Linked DNA regions of Homo sapiens: region 2 is linked to region 1. The links are chromatin loops, found by intact Hi-C in ENCODE. Cell type or tissue: PC-3. All regions are shown on one strand.

Region 1 (5,000 bases):
GCCTTTCTCCTGGCTGCTTTCATGGGCTGGCATTGAGTGTCTGCGGCTTTTCCAGGTGCAAGGTGCAAGCCGTCAGTGGATCTACCATTCTGGGATCTGGAAGATGGTGGCCCTCTTCTCACAGCTCCGCTAGGTGGTGCCCCAGGTGGGACTCTGTGTGGGGGCTCCCACCCGACATTTCCCTTTCACACTGCCTAGCAGAGGTTCTCCATGAGGACCTCACCCCTACAGAAAACTTCTGCCTGGGTATCCAGGCATTTCCATACATCTTCTGAAATCTAGGCAGAGGTTTCCAAACTTCAGTTCTTGACTTCTGTGTACTCACAGGCTCAACACCACATGGAATTTGTCAAGGCTTGAGGCTTGCACCCTCTGAAGCCACAGCCTGAGCTCTATGTTGGCCCCTTTCAGCCACAGCTGGAGCAGCTGGGACACAGGACACCAAGTCCCTAGGCTGCACATAACAGAAGGACCCTGAGCCTGGCTCACACAACCATTTCTTTCTCCTAAACCTCCAGGCCTGTGATGGGAGGGGCTGCCGTGAAGACCCTTGACATGCCCTGGAGACATTTTCCCCTTTGTCTTGGGGATTAATATTGGGCTCCTCATTACTTATGCAAATTTCTGTAGCCAGCTTGAATTTCTCCTCAGAAAATGGATTTTTTTTTTCTATTTCATTGTCAGGCTGCAAATTTTCCAAACTGTTATGCTCTGCTTCCCTTATAAAACTGAATGCCTTTAACAGCACCCAAGTCACTTCTTGAATGCTTTGCTGCTTAGAAATTTTTTCCACCAGATACCCTAAATCATCTCTCTCAAGTTCAACATTCCACAAATCTCTAGGGCAGGGGCAAAATGCCCCCATTCTCTTTGGTAAAATGTAACAAGAGTCACCTTTGCTCTAGTTCCCAACAAATTTTTCATCTCCATCTGGGACCACCCTAACCTGGACTTTATTGTCCATATCACTATCAGCATTTGGGGCAAAGTCATTCAACAAGTCTCTAGGAAGTTCCAAACTTTCCCACATTTCGCTGTCTTCTTCTGAGCCGTCCAAACTTTTCCAACCTCTGCCTGTTACCCAGTTGCAAAGTTGCTTCCATATTTTCGGGTATCTTTTCAGCAATGCCCCACTCTACTGGTACCAATTTACTGCATTAGTCTGTTTTCACACTGCTGATAAACACATACTTGAGACTGGGCAATTTACAAAAGAAACTGGTTTATTGGACTTACAGTTCCACATGGCTGGGGAGACAAAGAGGAGCAAGCCACATCTTACATGGATGGCAGGAGTCAAAGAGAGAGCTTGTGCAGAGAAATTCTTGTTTTTAAAACCATCAGATCTCGTGAGACCCATTCACTATCATAAGAACAGCATGGGAAAGACCCTCCCCCATGATTTGATCATCTCCCACTGGGTCCCTCCCACGTGGGAATTATGGGAGCTACAAGATGAGATTTGGATGGGGACACAGAGCCAAACCATATCACCTAGCTATTTTTTTTTTTTTTTTTGTAGAGACGGGGGTCTCACTATGTTGCCCAGCCTGGTTGCAAACTCCTGGCCTCAAGCAATCCTCCTGCCTCGGGCCTCCCAAAATGCTGGGATTATAGGGATCAGCCATCACACCCAGCCAGTCTCTCTGTACCTTTAACACTCTCTTCTCCTCATAGGGTAAGTGAGGGGGCTGCCAGCAGCTCCAGTCTCAGCACATACCACACCCAGCAGAAAGGCAGTCACCCTCAACAGCTGTGGCAGAGAAGACCTAGGAAGGACAGATTAGCTGGCTGGGGTTATTACCCCCCCACAACCAATTGCTGCCACCCAGGGGATGGGACACTCTGGTTAATCATCATCATCATAACCAGAGTCCGAAGAGCATGCTGTAGTTCATGCAGCATTTTCTTTCATGTCAGCTCCTTGGTCCCTACCATAGCCCTGGAAGGTAGAGAGGGAAGGAAGAGGTAAGAGGGTTGTGAGCCCATTTTAGAGGTGAGAGAAATCAGACTGTGGACAGAGCCAAGAAGAATTTGTTGTGCTGCTCATGTATCTGAGGAGCCCATGTTGGTGGGACTGAGGCAGGCAGCTATTTCTTGAGTGTTTGTGCCTTCTGCCTAAAAACATTTACTTTGGGCACACGGGCCTGCCAGTGTTTATGCCTGGCCTGTGGGTGAACGTGGAGCAGCTGAGTTCACAGCCTGCTTTGGCCATGCCCCGTTGTCGGGCCTGCCGTAACATGTGAGGGGAAGGGAAAGGAAGAACCTAGGGCTAGCGGTTTGCCATAGCCAAGTCCCCACCTGCACATGGCGTCTTGTATCTGTGATCATTTGAGAGGCTTCTTCAGCCTCTGCCCAAGCATGAGGCAGAAGTGGCTAGACCAGGTTTCCAGTGGTGAAAGTCCACCCCAGGGATGGGCAGGGTCCCGGGGAAGGACCCCATCTGCAGAGACAGGTGCTGGCCTTTGCAATTATCCGCCCTCGGGGGAAAAGTTGGGTTCCCCCAAGGCAGGCTTATTCCTCCACACCAGCCCCCAGATGCTGAGAAGCAATGAACAGCCGGGGCTGGAATGCGTGACTGTCACATGGCAGAGCACCTTCTCAGAGGAACTTGTTCCCCTCTTTGGGTAAACAGACCTACTACTAGGCCTGCTAAAAACACAGAAACAACCCCCACAAACCCTAGGGCAGATGCTTGTCATTTCCCAATCCTCTTCTGAGTCTGAACAGCCGGGGCTGCACCTGGCTCCCAGAATGTACCACCATGCCAGCCTGCAGCTGCGGGTGGTGAATGAAGAGGCCGTCGGAGTGCCCTGGAGTCAGTGGTAACGAGCCTCAGCCTGGTACCTCCAAGCAGCCAGGGCCCATCTAGAGAATGAGAAACAGCGCAGCCAAAGAAATGTACCCACTGTCTTCCCAGAGGTGATGCAAGTTTGCATTTGAATTTTTTGCACAGGCCAAAATTTCAGAAGAGTGACTTCATCCAGGGCCTTGACTAGCACATATGGTTTTGTTTGTGCAAAAGTGGAGGGTGGTGCCCCCTGGGGGGTGGACGTTTACAAAACGTATGATGCCCTTTCTGGTGGGTTAGTAGAGCACGAGCTAGATCTCAGCCCCTCTTCTGTGCACCTGGTGGGGGTCCCTTTGAGGGCACAACCTGCCCAACTTCCAGAGGCTCTGCCCTCATCATTCATAAAATGCAGTTTCCACTTGAGAGGACTCCTCCCTTTTTTGGGGGTATGTCCTCCCTCAGGAGGGTTAACAGGGCTAACTCGGACAGTATTTTAAAATAACTATCTCTTATTTTTATTCCATTTGATTTGGGCTCAAGGAGAGCTCAGTTTTTTGGCTGATACTTCGCGCGTGACTCAGGATAGAGTCATTGGCCAGAGTCTCTGGAGAATTTGCTGCAAATTCCTAGGAGGTGAGGATCATTAGCTGGGTGGACTGAGGCTGACCTTCCCAAGGAGAGGGGAGCAGGTGAGGGAAACAGAGATGGAGATGGAGGGAGAGGCTCTTTTTTACACATTGCAACGGAATTGGTATGACCTTTTTGAGGTACAATGAATAGTACCTACCAGTATTTAAAACACACATGCTCTTTGACCTAGACATTCTATTGCTAGGAACTTATTCTATAAATGAATATATGCATATAATATATATTGGGTATATATTTTTTATTGTGGCATGGTTTGTAATAACAACAAAGAATGGAAACTTCCAGAAGATCCATTGATGAGGACTAGTTAAATATATAGTACTTGTATATTCTATGAATGGAATATTATTTTGTCCTTTAAAAGAATGAGTAAAAAAAATATGGAGAGATGTTAAAGATATATTGCTAAGTGGCGAAAAAAAACAAATTGCACAACAAAAAGCAAATTGTACAACATTGTATATAATCCTCTGGGCAAAACTTGCTGAAGAACGATAATTTGTCCATCCTGGGTTGCATCTCTTTAAATTTATGGAAACTGGAAGGCTGAGTTATGTTGGAAAGAACCCAACCAACCAACCCACCCACCCATGGTGCCCCTCCACACCCACCCCCTGAGGATGCCTGTCTTTTCCTCATCTTCCCTCCCAGCCTCCTGGTGTGACCTCCCCTTGACAGAGGATGCTCAGGAATCTAGTTTTGCCTAGTACTGTTGAAGCCCACCTGGGTTCTGCCGTCAGCACACCCTGACATGTCCTCATCTCCTCCGGGAAGAGGGAGAATAGTCTGCCTGCTCTTCAAGAGACTGAGGGGCCACTGGCCTGGAGCAGAATTGTCTCAAGGCATGAGTTTCTTTCCACGTCAGACTCTCCTATGGACAGTGAGGAGATGTCACAAAAAATTTATGCCAACATTCAGCTTGTCCCTCCTGTATTCCTTTCTGTCCCTGCCTGAGTCCAGCAGTGATGGGCAGGTTTCAGCAACGAAGTCCAGGGGTAACGAGGGTCAGAGTTTTCTCTGAGCTCAGGTCTGCGGAGCTGTGTCAGGAAACCAGGTCAGGGCAAAGAGTGGGGGGTGCACGTTCAAGAATCTTGAGGGCTGTTGGAGAAGATCTGAGGACAGTGCCACAGAACCATCCTTTTCTGATTCAGTCCCCCGAAGCACTTTGCTCATGTGGGATGAGTGGACCTTTCAGGCTGGAAAGTGGGGAGCTGGGCCTGGGTGACATGGCAAGAACCTGTCTCTACAAAAAATACAAAAATTAGCCAGGTGTGGTGGTGGGCACCTGTAGGGTGACACTACTAGGGAGGCTGAGGTAGGAGGATCAATGAAGTCCGCGAGGTTGTGGCTGCAGTGAGCCATGATTGCACCACTGCCCTCCAGCCTGGGTGACAGAGGGAGGCCCTGGCTCAAAAAAAGTGGGGAGCTGGGTCTTGGCTGACATCGAGTCATTTGTTCCTGGGTGAAATTATTCCCTCCTGGAGTGACTCCCAGTCCTGCTGTCCTCACCCCTTCAGTGTGGTAAATGCACCATCCCTCTTCTGTTTCTTTATTATTT
Region 2 (5,000 bases), 110 kb after region 1:
GCCCAGTTTGAATCCATTGTTATACTCTGCAAGTCGCATCTCTGCTAACAGTTTTATCATCTACTCTGTGGCCCAACCTAGGAATCTTGATGCCATTTTTTACTTCTGCCTCTTCCTCACACACATATTCAAGCAGGTATCACGTCCTATTGACCAATTCTACCTCTCAAATGTTTCCTCCTTTCATCCCCACAATTATTAGATCTGCCCTGGACTAATGCCCCTCATTACAGTGTAAGCTCCAGAAGGGTAGGATTTTGTCTGTTTTCCATTGCTCAGCATCTATCACAGCACCTGGCACATTGCAAGTGCTCAATACAAACTCATTGAATAGATGGATTTAGTGACTGGTCCCCCTTCCCCAGCCATCTCCAACACATCTGCCTTCTGACCTATCACCAGACTCATCTCTCTAAAGCATGGGTACAAGCACATCAGTTTCTTGCTTAAAAACCTCCGAGGAGTCCCCACTGTTTACAGAATTAAATTCAGATCCTCATGCCTACATAAGAGGCTCTTCATAATCTTTCCTCATACCTTTCTAGCATCATCTCCTGCAATTCCTCTTTTCCCTGCTCTCCTTGAGCTACTCTGCTTTGCCTGAGTGGACCATGCACCTTATATTTCCTGCTGTTGCCTTTCCCTGTAATGCTGTTTCCATTTTTTTTTTTTTTTTTTTTTTTTTTTTTTTTTTACTTAGAAAACTCCTATTTATCCTTTAAGGCCCAGCTTGAAAGCTACCTCCTCTCAGTGGCTTTCCCTGAGCCTCTCCAGCATTATTTATTGCTTCCTTATCTGTAGGAACTTCATTCATTCTCCTATTATGGCACTTATCACATTGTATTATAGTCATTTAAAAGAGTCTCTCTCTCTATATATAATAGTTATCTGTGTAAGAAATTACTCCAAAACTCAACAGCTTAAAACAACAAACACTTATTATCTCATAGTTTCTGTGGGTCAGGAATCTATGTGTGTTTTATCTGGGTGCCTCTGGCCCAAGGCCTCCCTTGGGTTGCAGTCAAGTTGTCAGCTGGGGCTGTGGTCTCATCTGAAGGCTCACTTGGGAGATAATTCAATTCCAAGCCCACACGTGTGGGTTCTGGCAGGATTCAGTTCCCCTTGGGCTGCTGCACTGAGGCCTTCCTTCATATGTTGCCACATGGACCTGTCTGTAGGGCATCTCACAATATAGCAGCTGGCTTCCCTTAGAGCAAGTAAGTGAGAAAGCATAAGAGAGGATTCGGAAGATGAAAGTTGCAGTCTTTTTATAACCTAATATTATAAGTGACATCTCATCACTTCTGCCATATTCTACTAGTTTGAGGTGAGTCATTTAGTGCAGCCCACACTCAAGGGGGGAGAATGACAAAAGAGTATGGTGTCCTTCATTGATAGCCACGCCAGAGACTGCCTAGCACACCTACCAAACTGAGCTCCTCAAGGCAGGAGTCATGCCTCATTCCTCTTTGAAACTTCAGCACCTTGTACAGTTCCTGGCAATGAACAGGTGCTCAGTGAATTTTGCCAAATTAAGTGGAATTATTTTTCTATGAGAATCTGATCACAATTGGGTAGATTGCAAAGTCCACAAGAACACTCAAAATTAGACTAAAATGATTTAAAAATGGCGCACTGGCTCATGCCTGTAATCCCAGCACTTTGGGAGGCCAAGGCAGGCAGATCGCAAGGTTAGGAGATCGAGACCATCCTGGCTAACACGGTGAAACCCCGTCTCTACTAAAAAATACAAAAAATTAGCCAGGCATGGTGGCGGGCGCCTGTAGTCCCAGCTACTCAGGAGGCTGAGGCAGGAGAATGGCGTCAATCCAGGAGGCAGAGCTCGCAGTGAGCCAAGATCACGCCACTGCACTCCAGCATGGACGACAGATCAAGACTCCGTCTCAAAAAAAAAAAAAAATGTAAAACAAAGTGTCTAAGTGTCATGAGTACACTGTCAGTCCTCTACTTCTAGGTACTTCTATGATTGCTTCCCAGGCTCACGTAGAAAAGGATAGGAAAGCATTTTTTCCTTTTGACTTAGCACAACTCTGTGGAATATTTTTTGGAAGAAAAAATTAGAATGCTACTTCAAAGGTCCTCAGGCAACTCAAGAACTTAGACCACTCATGAATTCATCTTCTAATTCATGGATGATCAGCAGTTGGAGGATCATGGGCAATCAAGTGTTGACCAATCACTGCTGTTTTCCACCAGCTATACATCAATTACAGACATTTTGAAATTCTCCTGGATGTACTCAGGACAGTAGGAAGTACAGGGATTACAGGGTTTCCAATCTAAGCAATGGTTTCTTTTTCAGGCTCATTTTCCTAAAGAAAACACAGAGCCTTTAGCCAGGTCCCATGGTTGGATGCTCCTGAGGTCCAGAGAGGCCTGGAATGCACAGCAAATGTCAAGGCTTGGCATCTAAAATTGATGTTGGGCTCTGGGCAATGATTCAGCCGCCTGACCTTCACACACTGTTGTGGGGCAAGAATCACTTTGGGCAGCTGGTTGCCTGCAATCTACAAATCCAGAGAAGCATTTAAAAGGAAAGTCATCCAGAGTTGCTCATACCGATGACCCTCTTCTCTTAGTCACTTCCTGCCTGGCAATATCTGCAGCTGTCACACAGCAGCTCAACCTAGCTCATCCCAGATCTAATATTCCTCATCGATGGAACCTTACCCAAGGCCTCTGTCTACCTTCAGTTTATGACAGCTCATCTGTATAGGCCTAACTTATTGCATGGCGGTGGGTGGTATGGTTGATGAAAAGTCCTTTAGATTTCTAGATTTCTTTTGCTTTCTGTCTTGGCCATCTTTTGTTGTGTCGACATTGGATCGGACTGGGCTGGTCAATATGGGAAAGTTGACATGAATTCTAGAAGGACTTACTGGCTATTTTAATTTCTTTCTTAGTTTTTTTCTTTTTTAACTTTCAGTTTTAGCTGGCAAACTTTAGAAGGCTTGTTTATCCCACCAAGCAGATGGGCAATTGGGGATCAGTAGTATCTTTAAAAATACCATTTTTGGGTGGCATAGACAAAGCTACAGCTTCATGGATAGCAGATTCCAATGCTTTAACTTAATATATTGAAAAACTAATGCTAGAGAAGTCAATTGACTTGTCCAAAGGACTCAGGTGCTGTAATATATCTCAAAGTGTGGCAGTTGTAAATTGAGGGCAGGGGTTTGGATTTTCTCACTGCTATATCCCCAGTACCTGGAAGAGTGCCTGCCATATTTATATATTCAACAAATACTGTCAAAGGAATGAATAAATGAATAAATTATTTTTGATCCTCAGCTGCAGTGACTAATTAGGGGCTTTGGGGTCATTACTATGACTCTCAACGTATTCCTAGTGCTGTGCATTGGCCCCAAGTTGAGTCGAGTAAATTGTATAAATCCAGGTCAAGGCTTCCCTATCCCATTATTTCACTTTAAGAAGACCAACCATGATGTATGCCCTCAGGCTTATAGACAGGTGTAGATCCACTTCCTAGAGACTCCACCTTGGACCACACCTGACCACGAAAACTTGGGGAATTTCTAGGACCATTTGAGAATGGCGCCATGAGCCCTTGGCTGTTTAGCCTATTAAAAGTGCCCGTAATACTCTTGCATGAATGTGCTTTGTATGGTTATTTATAAGAATGACTGGTGCAATAGCCCCTGGGGCTTGCATCCCATGTGTTTCCTGGGTGCCACAGACCTTGACAACTGGAGGAGAGGATAAACAAACCTCTAAGAGGAGTGGAGCTGGATGCACAGGAAGGTGTTTTGCCCAAGAAAGGGCAGCCACACAGCTCACGCTATCATTTATTTTTAATGCATTTTTGTTTGTTTGGTATTTGTCCTTTCCATTCTCTTTCTCTTCTTTGTCCTCTTTGAAGTGCAATAAAAATGGTGAGAGAAAAAGGGAGCCATTCAGATGCCTCTGGAGTGCCATTGTGATCATCGATTTGCAGGTGTCTTCAGCATTAGAAGTAACATCTGGGGGCAGATAGAGGTGAACCTGCAGACCTTTGCAGAAGGTTTACAAAGCAGGGCTTGAGAAATAATTATGTGAAGCAGCAGTGCCCAGTTATCATACTTGCCATAGTATATACATAAAGGAGTTGAACTTTTGATTGCTCAGAATTGGTCCATCCCTTTCCCCTTTACAGATTCAATATAATGACTGAGCCTCCTTCTCTCCACCTGCCAAGCTGGGTCTCAAAGTGGAGGAGCATGAAGAGAGGGGGAGGGAATGGGGCAGAGAGAGAGACAGAAGAGGGAGAGAAGAGAAAGAGAGAAGAGAGGAGTGAGAGAATGAAAATGAATGGATCTGATTGAATGAGATGGCTTCCCAAAGAGAACTAGTAATAATTTTTCTTCTCAAATTACCCTGTAGCATGATGATTCAGATATGACTATACTTTGCATAAATGCTTTAGCTAAAACTTCATATATACATTTGCAATTTGTAAATACCAGGAATTTTATATGTGTATGAGAATATAGAGAACTATTTGAAATTTGAGCCAAATTATTTTCTAATGAATGCCCATGGAGACTTGTTTTTGGCGCTATTTTGGGTTGGAATTGATTCTATGTATTTTATGTAATACAATTTCTGTAAACCAAGCATCAGAATAAGGAGCACAATTTGAGTTTTGCATTTACTTGCCTGAGAACCATGGATATTTAAGTTCTCTTTGCCTGAGAAATTAGCTTTTAAGAGATCAACATTGATAAATAAGGTAATAAAGTATAATTAGATGTTTATAATTTCACAATGAATAAATAATAGACCATGCTGATTCCAAAGTTATTTATATTTGTTTTATTTATGTTTTCAATGCATACCTAGGAAGATAATTTTTTTTCCTGGAGCCCTAATTCAATCAGTGATGTGGCTTAGCCTAGTCCAAATTAAATACCGGTGATAATAAAATAAAAACTCTTTTAATAAGGATCATAATGTAAGAGACACATGTCATAGCAGTTTGT

The links. A loop is a pair of places that touch in the nucleus more often than their neighbours do. Peaks named below come from ENCODE experiments on the same cell type or tissue, not always from the same donor. Only the 100,000 strongest peaks of a DNase experiment are listed, where the experiment ranks them.
Region 2: a loop joins it to region 1, with 3.0 times the contacts of the local background. A loop is called at or near these places in 1 of 110 quality-filtered maps.

The regions. Positions count from the first base shown.
Region 1 is chr14:72,744,144-72,749,143 of GRCh38, reverse strand. The region is part of intron 3 of DPF3 (double PHD fingers 3); the gene reads left to right. Among named protein-coding and RNA genes, the nearest start is that of DPF3, 150 kb to the left of the region's middle. In PC-3, a CTCF peak has its summit at 3,065 (motif pointing left); DNase peaks (open chromatin) are centred at 3,013 and 3,403; H3K27ac peaks cover 858 bases.
Region 2 is chr14:72,635,741-72,640,740 of GRCh38, reverse strand. The region is part of intron 8 of DPF3 (double PHD fingers 3); the gene reads left to right. Among named protein-coding and RNA genes, the nearest start is that of MIR7843, 120 kb to the right of the region's middle. In PC-3, no CTCF peak of the experiment used is centred here; DNase peaks (open chromatin) are centred at 2,540 and 4,430; H3K4me3 peaks cover 886 bases; H3K27ac peaks cover 3,326 bases.